Linked DNA regions of Homo sapiens: region 2 is linked to region 1. Evidence: chromatin loops called from intact Hi-C (ENCODE). Cell type or tissue: K562. All regions are shown on one strand.

Region 1 (4,000 bases):
CTCCAGGCTGGGCAACAGAGTGAGATTCTGTCTCAAAAAAAAAAAAAAAAAAAAAAAAATCAGAGCATTCAGCATAAAGGGGGTACTTTTTTACAGTTACTATTATCACGCAGCACAAATCCTATAATATTCTGTTTTTCACTTAAGCAGAATGTCAAGTTCACACTGCCTGTAAACTAAAACACAGGCTGCCTGGTATCAGAGTCCCACTGTGAAACGTCTCCCAGTGAAACGTCTCCCCAACTGAACTCCCCACACTGTCTGAAATTCCACCCTGATAAGAGCATTCTCAGAAGCCTGAGGTGAAACCACAATACTATTAAGTTGGTTCTATTCTTTCAAATTTTTGGTTATCAGATTAGTCAAGTATCCAGTAAAACCCTGACAAACTGGGGCAAGGCTTTGATGGGAGAAAGGTAAGGGGTGATGCCTGGAACAGGGGTGCCTTCTGGAGAGCTGCAGCAGAATAAGGCAGCCACACTACAGAATCTTCAGCATACACTACTATGTTCACTCTCATTGATAGCCAGCTACGTGATAAACACTGAACATGTCTACTGAGCCCCATCCACATATGATAATACCGAGGCTCTTGCTGGTTAGTGGCACAGTCAGGGCTGGTGGCCAGGCTTTCAATTTTCCATCTGGATCACAGCAAGATGGATGGTCTAGTTCCTTCGGTCTGGTAACTGCTAAACGTATCAGCAATGAGGCATGGGAGATACATTTGGGTAATCGCCATGTTGTCTAGGAGGCTGTGTCCACTTGACATGTGGATGGGGGTACATTCCTTCCTGGCTGCACAAATCCTGCCCTCACTGAGAGGGTACAGAAATGATCAGACTGTGCCCTCACTGAGAGGGTACAGAAATGATCAAACAGTGGGTGAGTGGTCTGTGTGGCACATTCTGCTGCTAAATTGATCAATTTTACAAAGGACCACTTTAAACAAATTAAAACATAAGGACTTAAAAAACCTTTTGGCAACAAGTTAAAGCATAGGGATTTAAAAGACTCTTGTTTCCCTTAAAGCATTTTATAATTGTCCAACCCTACTAGTCTAGTGAGTATACAGCAGGCCTTATTTTTAAAAACTGGTAAACAAAAATCTCCAATTCACCAAGAAATTTCCAAATCCCATTGAAAAGGATCCTTCAGTATTAACAGAGAGAATAAAATCCCAGGTCAGTATAATGCATGAGACCCAAGAGGGAGACATGAAAGTAGAAAATCAATTACTCAAAAAAAAAAAAAAAAAAGAAAGGATAGGAAAGGAAAGGAAAGGAAACGAAAATCACTCAAAAAAAAAAAAAAAGAAAAAAGAAAAGAAAATCAGTCACTCAGGCTTCTTAATTATACCAAAATGGCAATGTCTTGTCTATTGGTTTTGTAGCTCATCAGTGGTTGGCTGAGTTCAGAACTCAGATCTCTGACTGCCTGGGTAAATGCTTTCACTGAGATAAAGAGACTGTGTATTCAGAGTTTATTATAGGCCAGACATTTTACAAAGCATTTCCCCTTGGGTCATTTAGTGTAACAAAGTTATGAGGTAGGTAGTACTATTATCTCTATTTCACAGATGGGAAAATTGAAGTTTCGCAAGTTCTCTGCCCAAGGTCCTGGAGCAAGCAAGCGGTAGAGCCTGTATTCAAACTCAGGTGAGCTGACACATATTACTCAACATAAACCAAGTCATGCAAGTACAGTTAACCAAGAATCCCAAAGCCAGGTGGTAGATCAGCATCTGGCCAGGAATACCTGCCCCACGCTCAGGTGCATTATACTGAGCAAAGTCCCTCCTCAGACAATTACCATGAACAGGGAGAGGCAGAGGCACTATGTCCTAGCACAGAGAGCACACACCACGATGGTCAGGCAAGCAGGACTTCCATGGGTCCCTCAATGGCCTCCTGCCTGTCAAGCCTTAGCCTTTGGAACAACCTAACTCTGGTGGCTTTGTGCTGTCTGGGGTAGGCTGCACTCTACTTCCAGTGTTGTACCCTCATCCTGCCCAGATGTCAATCCATTACGATATCCAGCACCTGCTATTTCTACTGGCTCCTGACACCTCAATGACCTCCATTTACTCAACATAATCTCCAGTCCTTCAGTGCTGGTTGTTTCTACAGTGCTGCAGAGCCCATGGGATACTGTAGTGACTCAAGATGACTCAACATAATTCCTCCCCAACAGCACTCAGAATCCAGCTAGAGAGCTCACACAAATGTACCCAACTCAGCCACATATGGCTGGATGAGAAGGATGAAATTCTAGAAAGCAAGGGGAAGAAGGAAATCCACTTCCCCACACCAGGCCTTGAAACAGGCTTATTAAAAAGATTAGCTCACAAACTAATCACAAGAACTCAGGTTTACACAGGCTTATTAAAAAGATTAGCTCACAAACTAATCACAAGAACTCAGGTTTACACTCAGAGACAGTGAGGTCTGGAGACCTGAAGAGAGTCCAACAGTGACTGAGGCAACAGATGGGATTCACAACCCATGTGCCCAGCTCCAAAACTTATGCTTTGCAGAAGCATCATTCTGTCCTTACATATTATTTAGCAAGAGAGTGATATAATCAGGTCTGTACTCTTAAAGATCGATCCGATGGCAAAATGATGGATAACCACAGTGAGTAAAGAATGATGGGAGGAAAACTGATTAAGAAATGACCACAACAACCAGGGCAAGAGAAGAAACCTAGATTAGTGCCATGGGACTGAAAAGGAGATTAATTTGGAGGTAAGTCAGATAAAAGGAAACAAACAAACATTAAAATCCTCTCAATTACATTCATTATTTCAAGTAAAAAGCCCAATCCTTTATCTTGGTATCTCTCTGCAGTTTCTTACATTCTTACTGCATTTTTACCATTTCCAAGTATATGTTTTAAGCACACTTTTTTTTTTTTTTTTTTTAGACAGAGTTTTGCTCTGTCATCCAAGCTGGAGTGCAGTGTCACGATCTTGGCTCACTGCAACCTCTGTTTCCTAGGTTCAAGCGATTCTCCTGCCTCAGCCTCCTGAGTGGCTGGGATTACAGGCACCTGCCACCACGCCTGGCTAATTTTTGTATTTTTAATAGAGACGGGGTTTCATCATATTGGCCAGGCTGGTCTCGAACTCCTGACCTCAGGCGATCCACCTCCCAAAGTGCTGGGATTTCAGGTGTGAGCCACTATGTCCGCCTAAGCATGCTTTTTATTGAGGCATAAAACATACACAGAAAAGTACACACAAATAAACACATAAACCAATACTTTTTCATAAATGAACACACCTGTATAACCACCATGCAGATCAGGAAACAGAACATTTCGGAGCCCTAGAAGACTCCCTCCTGCCCAGTTTCCAGTCCTACCCACCTCCTCCCAAAGGTAACTACTGTCCTGACCTCAAATACCATAGATTATTTTTCTTACTCATTTTTGAACTTTATATAAGCAGAACCATACAATCTGCATGAGTTTATGCTAGCTTATTTGGTTGTTGTTTTGAGATGGAGTCTCACTCAGTCGCCCAGGCTGGAGTGCAGTGGCATGATCTCGGTTCACTGCAACCTCTGCCTCCTGGGTTCAAACAATTCTCCTGCCTCAACCTCCAGAGTAGCTCGGATTACAGGCATGCACCACCAAGCCCGGCTAATTTTTTTGTATATTTAGTAGAGACGGGGTTTCACCATGTTAAGTAAGGCTGGTCTCGAACTCCTGACCTCAGGTGATCCTCCTGCCTTGGCCTCCCAAAGCACTGGAATTATAGGCATGAGACACTGTGCCTGGCCTCACATTATATTTTTAATGGATAATACAGCACATACAAAGTCTTGACAGCATAAATGAAGGTTGACCCCTCGGAGGGTCAGAGTTCACCTTAGTCTGCATGGCTCTGCCCCTGTCCTGAAACCTGATTGTATACTCTACTGGGAACACTGCCAGATGTCCTAGGAGTTCCATATACCATTTAAGACCTACACATTTTAATAGAAAACCTCTAAGC
Region 2 (4,000 bases), 120 kb after region 1:
GTGGCGGGCACCTGTAATCCCAGCTACTCAGGAGGCTGAGGCAGGAGAATTGCTTGAACCCAGGAGACAGAGGTTGCAGTGTGCCGAGGTTGCACCACTGCACTTCTGGGCGACAGAGTGAGACTCCGCCTCAACAAAAAAAAAAAAAGAAAGAAAGGAATGTCAATCCACCAGCTATGGACTTTTTCCATATGAGAAAGAGACCTCTTGAAAATCAGGTCTCTACTAGGACAGAGACCCCCAAATATCCTTCTAAGATACCTGGAAGTCAGCCTTTAAAATCTGAGAATTATGTTCCTGACATGGAATAAACTATCACTGAATAAAAACCTTGGTTTAGGCCAGGCGCAGTGGCTCACACCTGTAAACCTAGCACTTTGGGAGGCCCTGGCAGGCGGATCATGAGGTCAGGAGTTCGAGACCAGCCTGGCCAATATGATGAAAGCCAGTCTCTACCAAAAATATAAAAGATTAGCAGGGTGAGGTGGCACACACCTGTAGTACCAGCTACTTGGGAGGCTGAAGCAGGAGAATCACTTGAATCCGGGAGGCAGAGGTTGCAGTGAGCCGAGATTGCACCATTGTACTCTAGCCTGGGCAACGAAGTGAGACTCCACCTCAAAAAAAAAACAAAAAACAAAACAAAACAAAAAAAAACCCTTTGTTTAAATCCCAAGCCCCTCCTCTTGCTCCTTCCCCAAAGTTCACTGATTCAGGCTCCACCACTCTTTCCTAAAACTGTCCTATTTACATTTAGTCACTCATATTAGGCTTCTAAAATTGTACAGGATTTCTGCCAGCTCATTAGTTCCATTATTTGGCAAAAGAGAGGAAGGTCCAGGTAGGACCTAGCCCAAGATCTAGCAAAGTTGTCAAAGCATTATTACAAATTAAGGGTTCAATTTTTTTTTTTTTTTTTTGAGACACAGTTTCACTCTTGTTGCCCAGGCTGAAGCGCAGTGGTGTAATCTCGGCTCACTGCAACCTCTGCCTCTCGGGTTCAAGCCATTCTCCTGCCTCAGCCTCCCTAGTAGCTGGGATGACAGGCACCTGCCACCACGCCTGACTAATTTTTTGTATTTTTAGTAGAGACGGAGTTTCACTGTGTGTTAGCCAGGCTGGTCTTGAACTCCTGACTTCAGGTGATCCATCCGACTTGGCCTCCCAAAGTGCTGGGATTACAGGCGTGAGCCACAGTGCCTGTCTCAATTTTCATTAGGTTACCCTATAGTCAATAGCCTGTAAGGGGCAGTCACTGGCAAAGATGGATTAGACAAAGACATCACCCTCCTTTTCTCTAGGCTCATAATCCAATCAAGGATCTTGACTAAGCATACATTTTGGTTTAAAGAATGTTTATCAAGAAAAATGTCCCAGCTTAACCAACATAGTGAAACCTTGTCTCTACTAAAACTACAAAAAATTAGTTGGGCATGGTGGTGCGCACCTATAATCCCAGCTACTCAGGAGGCTGAGGCACAAGAATCGCTTGAATTCAGGATGCACAGGTTGCAGTAAGCCAAGACTGCGCCACTACACTCCAGCCTAGGCAACAGAGCAAGACCCTTTCTCAAAATAAATAAATAAATAAAATTAATAAAAAGACTTTATCAAGAAAAATGTAAACATCCTCCCTATTATTTCTTAGGAAGATGATGAAAGAAGAAAACTCCAGAGGTTAAATATACCTTTAAGTCCTGACTTCCAAGCCCCCTCAGCAACTGTCTTTGACAATAATCAGGTGCTCTCAAAGAACTGTTGGTTTTATTCATTTGTTAAGTTATTTGAAATACAGATTTCTTATCATTATCCTTAACAATTCCTTGTTCTGGGTTTTGTGGCTGTGTGTTCCTAGAAGAGCACTTGGAAGCAATGGGGTCTCGTGCTGTCACCCAGCTGTAGTGCAGTGGTACAATCCTAGCTCACTGCAGACTCTGAACTCCCTCGTCAGCCTCCCAAGGAGCTGGGACTACAAGCACGCACCACCATGCCTGACTACTTTTTTGTTTTTGGTGGGGGAGTAGAGACAGGAATCTCACTTTGTTGCCCAGGCTGGTCTTGAACTCCTGGCTTCAAGCAATCCTCCCACTCTGGCCTCCCAAAGTGTTGGGATTACAGGCGTAAGCCACTGCACCCACCCAACCACGAGTAATTGTCAAATGGTATTTGCACTTAGGATACACTTTCAAACTTCAGAAAGGAAGTTTAAGCACCTTTACAATCCAGGAAGACATACCAGGCAACTGATTCCCACAGATACAGGAGATCTTGGGGAAGGGGACTAAAAACATTACATCTCATACTTTCCCCAAATCCCAGCCAAAGGCAAACAACCTGCTTGCTTCCTCTTTAAATTTCATGCCACCTGCCCTGCTAATTCAAACCAAAAAACAAAGCTGTGGTATGGAGGAAATGAAGTCCCTTTTTAAGTATACATTAGATAAGAGAACTGACAAGTAAATACGGGGTATATAAGGTACAGACTCCTTCTTGGTAAGGCAGAGAAGTCACAAACATTGAATGGAGAACTCAGGAAGACTTCTTTGAGGATTTCAGGTAGTTCTGAATGAAATACAGCATGGAACTGGAAGAAGACATGGAAGCAAGAAGAACGCTGAAGTTGGGTTGAGAACAAGCTGGCTGCCTCAGCTAGAAAAAAAGATAATGGCAGAAGTGACTTGGACAAGGGAATAACTGGCAGGCTGCCCAAGGGAGCACATGAAAGAAATCAGATCTGCTGCAACAAGCTACCACAGGCAATGGGGTTTCTAAGCAAGGTAGCGACCAAGATTCAGCCAGGGTGGACATTGCAGATCATCAGCCCCTCATTTTACAAATGGGGAGAAGCAGGCCCATAGCATTAAGTGACTTGCCTGAGGTCTCACAGTAAATGGAAGAGCTAGGACTAGAGCCAAATCCAGATCAAATCCGTTACTGAATAGGATCTGACACTCATGTGAGGAATAGGGGTTGGAGGAGGACAGGGACACAAAATAGTCTAGTCATTCAGGTTTGTCCTGATTAGGGCTGGCAACAGGATCACGTGGAAGAGGGCCAGACAGGTGACAGCCAGGGAAATAGGTACAGATGATCCAACACACTTAGAAAGGAAAAACACTTTCAGAGGTAGTCTTTGTCTCCAAAAAAATTTTTTGAAAAAAGGAAAAACCCACTTGAGACTTAGAATAGATTAGACATGTGGGTACAAAAGGAGAAAGATCATCATAAAGCATGATCACCATCAAAGAATATCATCTTCTCCCCAGCATTTGTCTTTCTGGAGCACCCATTTAGAGAAAGCCAGAAGCTTCCATTCGAGGTCGGGGAACATAGCTTTATCCTGGCTTTTCCTGGCCCATTTCCAGAACCCAGAAAACCAAGAAGGACTCTTTGGAAATTCCAACACCTGTGACCCACTGATTTGGGGTATCACAGACTCCCTACTCATGGTAGGATGAGGAACCAGACAGACAAGCTGGCTATGCAGTATTTATTAGAATGATTCTATATCAATAATTATGTTCACATTCAAGTAAGAAATATGTAACCATTTAAATTTGGCAATAGCCAGGCATGGCAGCTCACACCTATAATCCCAACACTTTGGGAAGCTAAGGTGGAGGACTGCTTGAGCCCAGAAGTTCAAGACCAACCTGGGCAAAATGGCAAGATCTCATCTCTACAAAAAATTTAAAATTAGCCAGGTGTGGTGGCACGTGCCAGTGGTCCCTGAAACTCAAGAGGCTGAGGGGAGGATCGCTTGAGCCCAGAAGGTTGAGGCTGCAGTAAGCCGTGATCACACCACTGCACTCCAGCTTGGGTGACAGAATGAGACCCTGTCCCCACCCAAAATATATATATATACACACAGAAACCAAACTCCTGGAGAAGTTTTGGCCTTTTTTTTTTTTTTTTTTTTGGAGACAGAGTCTCACTCTGTGGCCCAGGCTGGAGTGCAGTGGTGCAATTTTGGCTCACTGCAACCTCCGCCTCCCGGGTT

What was found. Hi-C counts contacts between places; a loop is a spot of excess contacts. Peaks named below come from ENCODE experiments on the same cell type or tissue, not always from the same donor. Only the 100,000 strongest peaks of a DNase experiment are listed, where the experiment ranks them.
Region 2: a loop joins it to region 1, with 2.0 times the contacts of the local background. A loop is called at or near these places in 1 of 110 quality-filtered maps.

What each region holds. Positions count from the first base shown.
Region 1 is chr20:35,900,337-35,904,336 of GRCh38, reverse strand. The region is part of intron 10 of PHF20 (PHD finger protein 20); the gene reads right to left. Among named protein-coding and RNA genes, the nearest start is that of SCAND1, 52 kb to the left of the region's middle. In K562, no CTCF peak of the experiment used is centred here; DNase peaks (open chromatin) are centred at 246, 1,526 and 2,146.
Region 2 is chr20:35,775,674-35,779,673 of GRCh38, reverse strand. All of the region lies in intron 1 of PHF20 (PHD finger protein 20), which reads right to left. Among named protein-coding and RNA genes, the nearest start is that of PHF20, 5.7 kb to the right of the region's middle. In K562, a CTCF peak has its summit at 2,368; a DNase peak (open chromatin) is centred at 2,713.